Linked DNA regions of Mus musculus: region 1 is linked to region 2. A link is a contact called in ENCODE Hi-C data. All regions are on one chromosome and are shown on one strand. The core of a region is the stretch at or near the end of the contact, and the rest is flanking DNA. Distances in the headings are between cores, read along the strand shown.

Region 1 (4,483 bases), core at 566-3,065, 420 kb after region 2:
CAGCCTCAGGTTTGGTGATCCTTGTTTGTCCTGTAATCAAAACCTCAAGGGGAAAAAATCATCAAAGGAAATGAAGCTAGTGAGACACCCCAGTGACCACAAGGCTGACCACTGAAGCATGAGGACTTAAGGTCAGGTTCCCAACACCCACATAAAAAGCTATGCATGGCTATGCATACCTGTAATCCCAGGGCTGGGGACTGACTGACGGGCACAAGACAATCCCATATACATACATATTATCCCAGTGTTATCCCATATTATCCCACTGGGATTACAAGTATGCATAGTGGAACATGCTGGTCAGCCTGCCTAGCAAGATCAGTGAGTGACCTTGCTCTAAGGGAATACAGTGTTCACTGATAGAAGAAGGCACACATCTCCTCCTCTGGCCTCTGTCCTTGTGATCACAAACACAAATGCACCCACCCCAAAAGCACACTACAGAACACACACACACACAGAGGCATGTATACACATATAAGCACATACAAAGGAATACTTGTATGCACACAAATATACATACACATACATAGACACATACATATGCACACATGCACACAAAGGCATATATACACACACACACATACAAAGGAATACTTGTATACATACAAATACACATACACACATATACACACATATGCACACACACACAAGCCCATAAAAAGGAATACTTATATGCATACAAATACACACACACACATACAGACATAGAAACACACACACACACACACACACACACACACACACACACACAAATGTCCACATGTGGCAAAGCCACGTGAGGTCATTTCTCTCAGCTTCATTGTCATCATGTCTTCAAAAGGCTATGCATGGTTATGCATACCTGTCATCCCAGGGCTGGGTTTGTATGTATGTATATGGGATGCTATGTATGCTTCAATAGTATGCTAGCTTTTCATTCAGCTTTTATCAATGTCAAACGGGATGGTATGTATTTGATAATCAAAGGGTATAATTGATCATTCCAGAAAAATATTCTTGTTAAAAATAAAAAATAATCAGAGTTGATTGTTGTGTTTATGCCGTGTGTGTCACATTTGGTTTAAGCTCTCTAGTCCCTCTGTAGCTGTCTTGGAATGTCAATAGCAAATGTTTATAAAGAATTAGTACGTGAAAAATCTTAAATTATTTTAGTTCCTAAGAATTTCAGTTATCTTAAACATTTTAAAGAATAATAGATTGGGCTGGGAATAATAAAGTATATTCTTATGATTGTTTTCAATAATGGATGTGAAATATGTTCCTTAAATTTAAATTTTTTAAAAAAAGTATAGTATTTACAAAAGAGGTGCATCAAGAATTCTGAACTGTGGAAAATACAGTGTTGGCATTTGCAAAATGCAGTAGCTGCACGCTGCAATCTAGACTCCTGAGTATGTGTTCAGACGAGCTTAGTCTCTGATATCAGCACTGATAAATTAGACCAAAACACGAGTCACCTCTACTGCCTGCGAACACACAGAGAGAAACACGAATAACACACACATACAAATGGACTCTTTTTTTTTTTTTTTTTTCCCCAAGCCGTAGAGAATCTCAGAATTCTGAGAGGGAAGAGATGTGCCACTATTTGACAGCAACACTTGGCAATGGTTCTGACAGTTTGAGGGGCAGCCAATCTCAGTGGTAAACCCTTTCATGGGCCCTTGGCTGCGACGTTGTTGTAACAGGAATGTGGCGCGCAGGGAAAGCAGGGTTGGCGAGAAAGCCAGGCAGGCTTCACTCTGTTTATCTCTGCGCTCACTGTAAACTGTGCTCATGGCGGAATCCACTGGCTGCCAGGTTTGCGTTGCTCCATGGAGCAGAAGACGCAGGGTAAGTGGAGGGAGATTGCAGAAACCAGACATCGCAGCCGTCTCTTCTAATTCTGGCTGTTAAGCAAAAACTTGAAATCATTGAATGGTTTTAGCTTTGTCGTTGTTGACTACAGAGAGCAAGCACCACGTGAGTACTTTGCCTAGCCTGTGTGCAAAACGGGAATGAGTGTAGCATCTATCGCCTATGGCGTCCAGGTGATAAAGTCGTAGACTGCCACAGATGCCCCAAACGGAGCGACACATATCAAGCATTGTAATTACTGAACAGTTAGTCAGAGTGGATCCAGGATTCAAACCAGGCAGCCTGGCTCCAAAGCCAGCCCTCTTAATCACTATCTTGCATTGCTGCCATTAATTATCCATCAATTTTCATAGAACAGTTAAAAATGCTTCATTGTGGTTACTCTTAATATTGATAAAATGAGGCACGGACAATTTTTATGGCTTAGGCAAGATTTTAAAGAAAAGTTCTGTCTCACACAACCACTCTCCACAAACGTTTGGTAAATAATGTAGAAGAAGTGTTTAGGACACTGAATATTACTGCAAGAGGAGAATCTGAAGACACGGCTCCCTCCTGGCAGAGGCTTAAGTCTGGTCAAGTCGCTGAAGCTGAAATGGAAAGAGGACTCCGAGCATAAAACACATGCAGTGTGGACGCACGGGTGTAAGATGTGTACACAAAGGACCAAACGGAGAAAATTGAGAGGGAGCAGACGTAGAAGCTTCCAGGAAAAAGGAAACTTCGAGCCAAGTTTGGAAAGAAAAGAGGGGTATGGGTTGGCAAAGTCTTTGCACCCAGCCATCTTGCCAATCAACAAATGCTCTCTGTCCAAGGCGGTTCCCAAGGCAAGACATCATGAGCGCGCGGGAGTGTGTGCACAGCTCCAGCCGGACGCCCGCCCTCCATGCAGGCAAAGCGCGAGACGAGCCAGCCTCCATCACAACATGGCTTTGACAAGTGGCCAAAGAAACGCACCAGTAGAGTATAAGGTGACCTATTCCAAGGGAGGAAAGACGGAAACTTCATAAAGATGAGCAGAGTTCTATGGACGTTCCAACCCTTTCAGTGTAACTATTTCTTACCATTATAAATTATTTTCATGCCCCTCGTACACTACAGCGTGTTTTTTCCCACTTCCATATCTGGGTTTACAGATGCTCTATAGTCAGTCCCTTTTTGTATCCTCCCTCTTTTCTGTGTTCTCATGCCCTTCCCCCAATCTTCCCATACTATACCAAAAGACAAATGAAAATAAACAAACAAATACGGGAAGCCTCTACCCTGGAATGACTCAAAAGTCTGCACTATTAAGACACTGAGCGTGACTGGCTGCTTTCCAGGTGGCTCTGCAGGCTGGTAAATAGTTCAATTAGCCTCTCTGCCTCTCTCTCTCTCTCTCTCTCTCTCTCTCTCTCTCTCTCTCTCTCTCTCTCTCTCTCTCTCGTTGAATTTGCCAAGTGTATATTGCATTGTTGGAAAGAGGCAGGGCCAAATTAGCCTAGCAACATCCCTTTATAAAGCTCCAGTGACTGTGACACCTGAACGTAGCCCAAAGGTCACTGTCCCCAGGCCCTGTGGGGACCACAGACAACACAGCGCACTTAGTCTGCTGCACCAGAGGATGGCTAATAAGTGGTGTAGGTGAAGACCCGTGAGAAGCACCTAGGCATACTGCCCATCCAAGCAGAAGACAGTGTCGGATGGCAACTGTCACCAGAGCCCTGGAACAAGGAGAGGGACGGGCAAGGAGAGCTGGGGGGACAGGGCCAGCCAGAAAGTACACTCTTCCAACCCAGTTAGGTCTGAGCAGTCTTAAGAAAGGCTCAAGTCTTTCTTTAAAACAATACAATCACTAAAAATGTATAAGCCAAGAGATCCGTGTGCTATAATTAAGTTCCTCTTCTTCAGCACCCTTCCTTCTAGAGTTTGGCTCTGGTCCCCTCTTCTTCTAAGAAGGTTTAGACACACAGCCTCCATCTACCCAACACACTCTCCCCAAGGATTCCTATGATCTATACTATATTTATGTCGATTTGTGGCCCAACCAGACATAAACAGTGTCAGAGAGAACAAATGGAAAGTGGTGTTCTGTATGGAGCACTGTACGCAGCCCCGACATAATTCACAGAGCCTTGGTTGAAACTTGTTGCAGGGCCCTGAGAACATACAGAAAGCAGGACATTCATGCCATAAGATAAACACATTCAGTCTGTTGTCTGCTTCAGGAACACATTTATTGGTGTGGGCTATGTGATACCGATGTATTCATTACGTTTTGGCATTTACAATATACAGTGTTTCTCTGTTTGGCTCATTACAGCCTTCGTACTAATTAGGTAAAAGAAAATACTGTTTGCAAAAATACTTTTTGGGGGATTACATTTATCCAAGAATATTATGTATCACAATTTTAAAAACATTAAGTCTAGAAGCATTAAGTCCCAACATTTCCATATAATTATTTTGGTTATACCCTAGAGAAGATATTTAAATGTCTCTACCCTATGTGTTGGGTTTGTGTTTCTTTCCAAAAGAGAACCCTGTCAAACAATTAGGAAGCTGAAATAAGAGAAAATATTCTTGGTTGCTAAATTGGAGGGGAAAAAAGTTGCCCCAAGATAAAAATCCGTAATGTAAA
Region 2 (4,323 bases), core at 411-2,910:
GAGAAAAAAATTGATACTTTATTTAGAAATACTAAAACTCACAAATCCATGATATCAATACTTTAGCAGGCAAGCAAGAAGGGCCAGTATTTTGGATCTCTTATTAAGATTAAGCAGAGTCGCTTCCTTGTGGATAACTTTGCGCATTTCTATGTGGTTAAAACCAGCTGAGAGAGGCGAGGAAAGCTGAGCTATCACTTTTGTTTTATTTTATTTTTTAAAGTGGCTACTGTAGTGGCAAAGGGCACCACCGGCTTCTTTATTGTTACACCACCAGTTCTGACACGAGGGTGACAAACATCATTAGTTTTCTGTTGTAGCTATTGTTGCTTTTGATGACGGCTTCTACAGGGGCCATGCTGCATTCACGCTTTGAGTTCTATGAAGGGACTCCTGAGCTGCCCTGGGACAACCTTGCCAGGTGTAAGGAGCATGGCCCTTGATCTTTGTTGTTCTAGCTGCATGGAATTTCCCTTCCAGCCTTGGCTGGGGAAAGTCCTATTAAGTGCTTTTCACAATTTTCTTGTATTCGTGGGTTTCTTTTATTAAACCAGATACAAGTTGTGACACGATATTAATTCAATCACTAATAACAGACTGGGATCGCGAATCTATGTCAGCAGGTTGGTGTTGATGAAGCCGTAGACATTGCTAGAATATCCTTTTAAATGCTTGCTAAATTTTATTTCTGCGGTGATAGACTGCTGGGTTTATCCCCACCCCACACCCCACCCCACTTTTCTCTCAATCAAAAAAAAAAAAAAAAAAAAAAAAAAAAAAAAAAAGAGCACAAGTGTCCCTCTATGTATGAGCTCTGCAGTCCCAGCTTCTCTGTTGCAAGGCTGGCTGGCAACCACTAGAGGGGAGGAGACAGCCGGATTTATTGAAGGCTCCAGCAGAGATGGATGGTGGGGAAGGCGTCAGAGGAGGAGGTGCCAAGCAATTGAAGTGGGTTATAAAGGTTTGCAAAAACAGGGGAAAATAGACTTCTTAGGATATGCAAAATTTTGCTTCATATAAATGAGAACTGACTGGAAGAGTGGTTAGAAGGTTGCAGCGCATGTACCTGTAATTCTGTAGTCCTAAGAATTAGTAAGGCGAGCCATGAAATCCGAGTTAACACTTATGAAAACAAATGGCTCTTTCCCCAGGACTGTAGCTAATGGTCATGTGCGAGAAAGAACAGCTACTGGGGGAGAACAGGAAAGGAGTCTAAAACGATCTGTCTGTTTTGAGTAAAGAGGAGTCCAGGGGCATACAGCTCATTTCCTAAAGCATGCCAAAACTTAACCCTGTTCACGTCTCTTAACCCCTTACATTCTGGGGCCAAGAGAGAAACAGAGGAAACATCCCAGAAGTAAAATAATGATACAATATACCCAGAGAGAGGAGATGGGAGGAGGGAGGAGGTGTTTGACCTTCCTGGAATCCTGAACTACAATATCCTACTACATGGACTTAAATCAAAAAAATTGTACTGTGGGATGAGGGGGGTCACATATAGCAGTTGAAAAATACCTCTGATGCTTTTGAATCCAGCTTGACCTCTTTGATCTTTAATTTTGGGGAAACTAAAAGGAAATAAATATACTTAATGTTAGTATTGTTAAAGTATTGCAGTGTGGAGCTGGGGACTGTTCTGTGTGCTCTCCTGAGCATAATTGCACTGAGATCATCCTGTTTCCATTTTGAAAGCCACTGGCAATTACTGGAATACAATGTATCATGCGTTTGCTCACTGGATATAAAACCTATATACTAATTCGCAATAAAATGTAACAGCTGTCAGTGCATTTTCTGCTCTGTTACTTCAATAAATTGGAACTCTGACTAGAAAATGGGAATGTTGCGTTTTTACACAGTCTGTAATGTGTTTGCTTTTTGCAAATACAATTTATTTTTTTCATGACAAAAATTGTAGTTTGTTATTACTGCTAGTGGATAAATATTCCTATATCAGAATGAATTACATATGGTACCTGTAAAGAAGTAGTAATATTTTCTCTTTTTTATGGTAGCCTGTCTTCAGTAAACAAAATACACTTAACCTACTTCTGTCGCATACTGAGGTTCCCACCCCCCATCATGATGGCTGTGTGCTGAGAGTAGGAAAAGATGCATGAGGTTTTTTTTTTTTTTTTTTTTTTTTGTTTGGTTTTTTTTTCCTGTAATCTCAGGTGCCTGGATCTATCAGTAACATTTATGTCCAGACACTATCACACCCTACAGAGTTTATTTTTGTTTAAGTTTCAAATGTCTTCCCTCGTGCCTTGACTATGCAGATTTCCTTAGGATGCTGAAGTAATGTCTTTGAGTTTTATTTAAAATAAAAATGCATGAACATTTCTGTAATTCTGTTACTTGAGGTCAGACTTTTCACAGATAATTAGCCTTTTACACACTGTGAAATCAACCTGCATTGGTTATTTGGCTCGACTCTATGCTTCTGTTCTTTATTTCCCAGAAGGTTAACGCGCTGAAAATCTAGCTTCAAGCTCATAGTACTGTCTCTTTGTGTTGCTAATTATCCTGTTGTATAATTATTAATATCAGGAGCAGGAAGAGGAAACATGCACACCAAATAGTCGTGAATGCTGGTGTTCTGGCAGGAAGCAAGCCCTGCATTAATAAAATGTGCCTGTGCCAATATCACAGGAGATGGGAGCGTTCCTTGTTAAGGACCATTTATTAACTGAGATCATCTTTTAGTTCGCCTTGGGGTAATGACTGATGTCAATGGCAAATTTCACAGTTGTCTAGAGAAATGAATTAAATTTGTAATAAAAAGCCCTTCGGCTTGTTGTACATGTTCATTTATTGGCATAGTTGAACTAAGAGAACTGTAAGGCAACTGAGAACGTCGGCTTAATTTTCCTTACATATAATAGTGACCTTTAGCTCCATATTGAAAAAGTTACCTATTATAGACTGGTAAATTAAATGAGAAGTTCCTTTAATGCAAAATAAACCAGATGGCTAAGCTAAGTTAAATGGCCTTTGAGCTTGTAAGATCCTTGGTAGAAAAATATTCTTTCTTCTTGAATAGGGAGAGGTCTTCTAGTTAAGCCTTCATAAAATAAGTGACGGGACATAAAAGCAGGTGAAGGCAATCATTCAGTGTGAGACGGCGAGGTCTTGTCCTTGGCTACTGCTGTGTGTGTGTGTGTGTGTGTGTGTGTGTGAGTGTGTGTGTGTGTGTGTGTGAGAGAGAGTGTGTGTGTGTGAGTGTGTGTGTGTGAGTGTGTGTGTGTGAGTGTGTGTGTGTGAGTGTGTGTGTGTGTGAGTATGTGTGTGTGGGTGGGTGTGTGGGTGTTCACTTTGTGCTCTTAGGCTGAGTTTTGAAACTATTGTTTTAATGCTCTCTTAATTCTAAAAATACAGCGCTTTTAATTTTTCTGGCAAAGCATATTGTTGCTGTAATTATTTATATCGGTTTTTGTGTTGTTTTATGCAGTTGGAATTTTTTTTTTAGTAAGGCATATTTCCCAAGAGGGAGGATAGTTAAATCCCTGTCCTTCCTTCCTTCCTTCCTTCCTTCCTTCCTTCCTTCCTTCCTTCCTTCCTTCCTTCCTCTCTCTCTTTCTTTTATTTATTTATTGATTGATTGATAGATTTTGCTGTTTTTGTTTATTTTGGAGAGTCTACTTCCAGACTTGCGTTCCCAGACTGACTTGGGACTCTGTATTGTTAATTACTGAAAAGCCTAGCAAGATGACCAAGCAAAGCTCTCTTATTTTGTGGCAGAAAGTTCCAGAACATCCAGTCTGCTCATGCACTCTGATATCTGTAACCTAGGGAAGTTAAAACAGAGGACACAGCAGCTTATAGCGAGTGAAGATGGAGGGATGGACAGTTAGAGAATATTTATGCATACTGAATCATTGGATTTTTTTTCATGCAGGCGAACTTACATCAAATGTTCCAGAGGTTTAAAATCATATCTCATTGTCATCACCTTTGAACAGGATTGAGTACAACGTACAGTGCAACAGGACTCTGTGCACAGAGAATATTTGAACTCTGTACCCTATAGCCGTGCTCAGTAGGTGCTAACAGTGAGTCAAAATTCCCAAGCAAACAATGATTAGAAAAATAATAAAACAGGAATTTCAGCTGCCTTTATTTTTAAACACTGATAATAATTCTGTAAGCTAATGAAAAAAGTTTTTCGTCCAAATATCTAGATTTCTGCAAGTGGTCAGTTTTTTCAATTTAATTGTATTTCCAATTGACTTTGATCATGAGTACTACTAGTTCAACCAAATATTCTTTCTGTATTTTCCCAACTATTGCACCATACAGAAATATGGGTGGGAGTTGACC

Evidence for each region. A loop is a pair of places that touch in the nucleus more often than their neighbours do.
Region 1: a loop to region 2 is called in a map of heart, with 3 times the contacts of the local background. The contact joins two enhancer-like sites. A Hi-C loop is called at or near these places in 5 of 37 maps with a recorded cell type or tissue (adrenal gland, heart and left cerebral cortex).

What each region holds. Positions count from the first base shown.
Region 1 is chr1:42,228,154-42,232,636 of GRCm38, forward strand. No RefSeq gene overlaps it. Among named protein-coding and RNA genes, the nearest start is that of Gm28175, 27 kb to the right of the region's middle. Within about 2 kb of position 1,816, at least 1 of the 3 ENCODE cell types and tissues checked has a DNase peak (open chromatin) inside an H3K27ac peak, as active enhancers do; it is left cerebral cortex, where a contact is called at or near this core.
Region 2 is chr1:41,809,648-41,813,970 of GRCm38, forward strand. All of the region lies in intron 1 of Gm29260 (a long non-coding RNA gene), which reads left to right. Among named protein-coding and RNA genes, the nearest start is that of Gm29260, 69 kb to the left of the region's middle. Within about 2 kb of position 1,661, at least 1 of the 3 ENCODE cell types and tissues checked has a DNase peak (open chromatin) inside an H3K27ac peak, as active enhancers do; it is left cerebral cortex, where a contact is called at or near this core.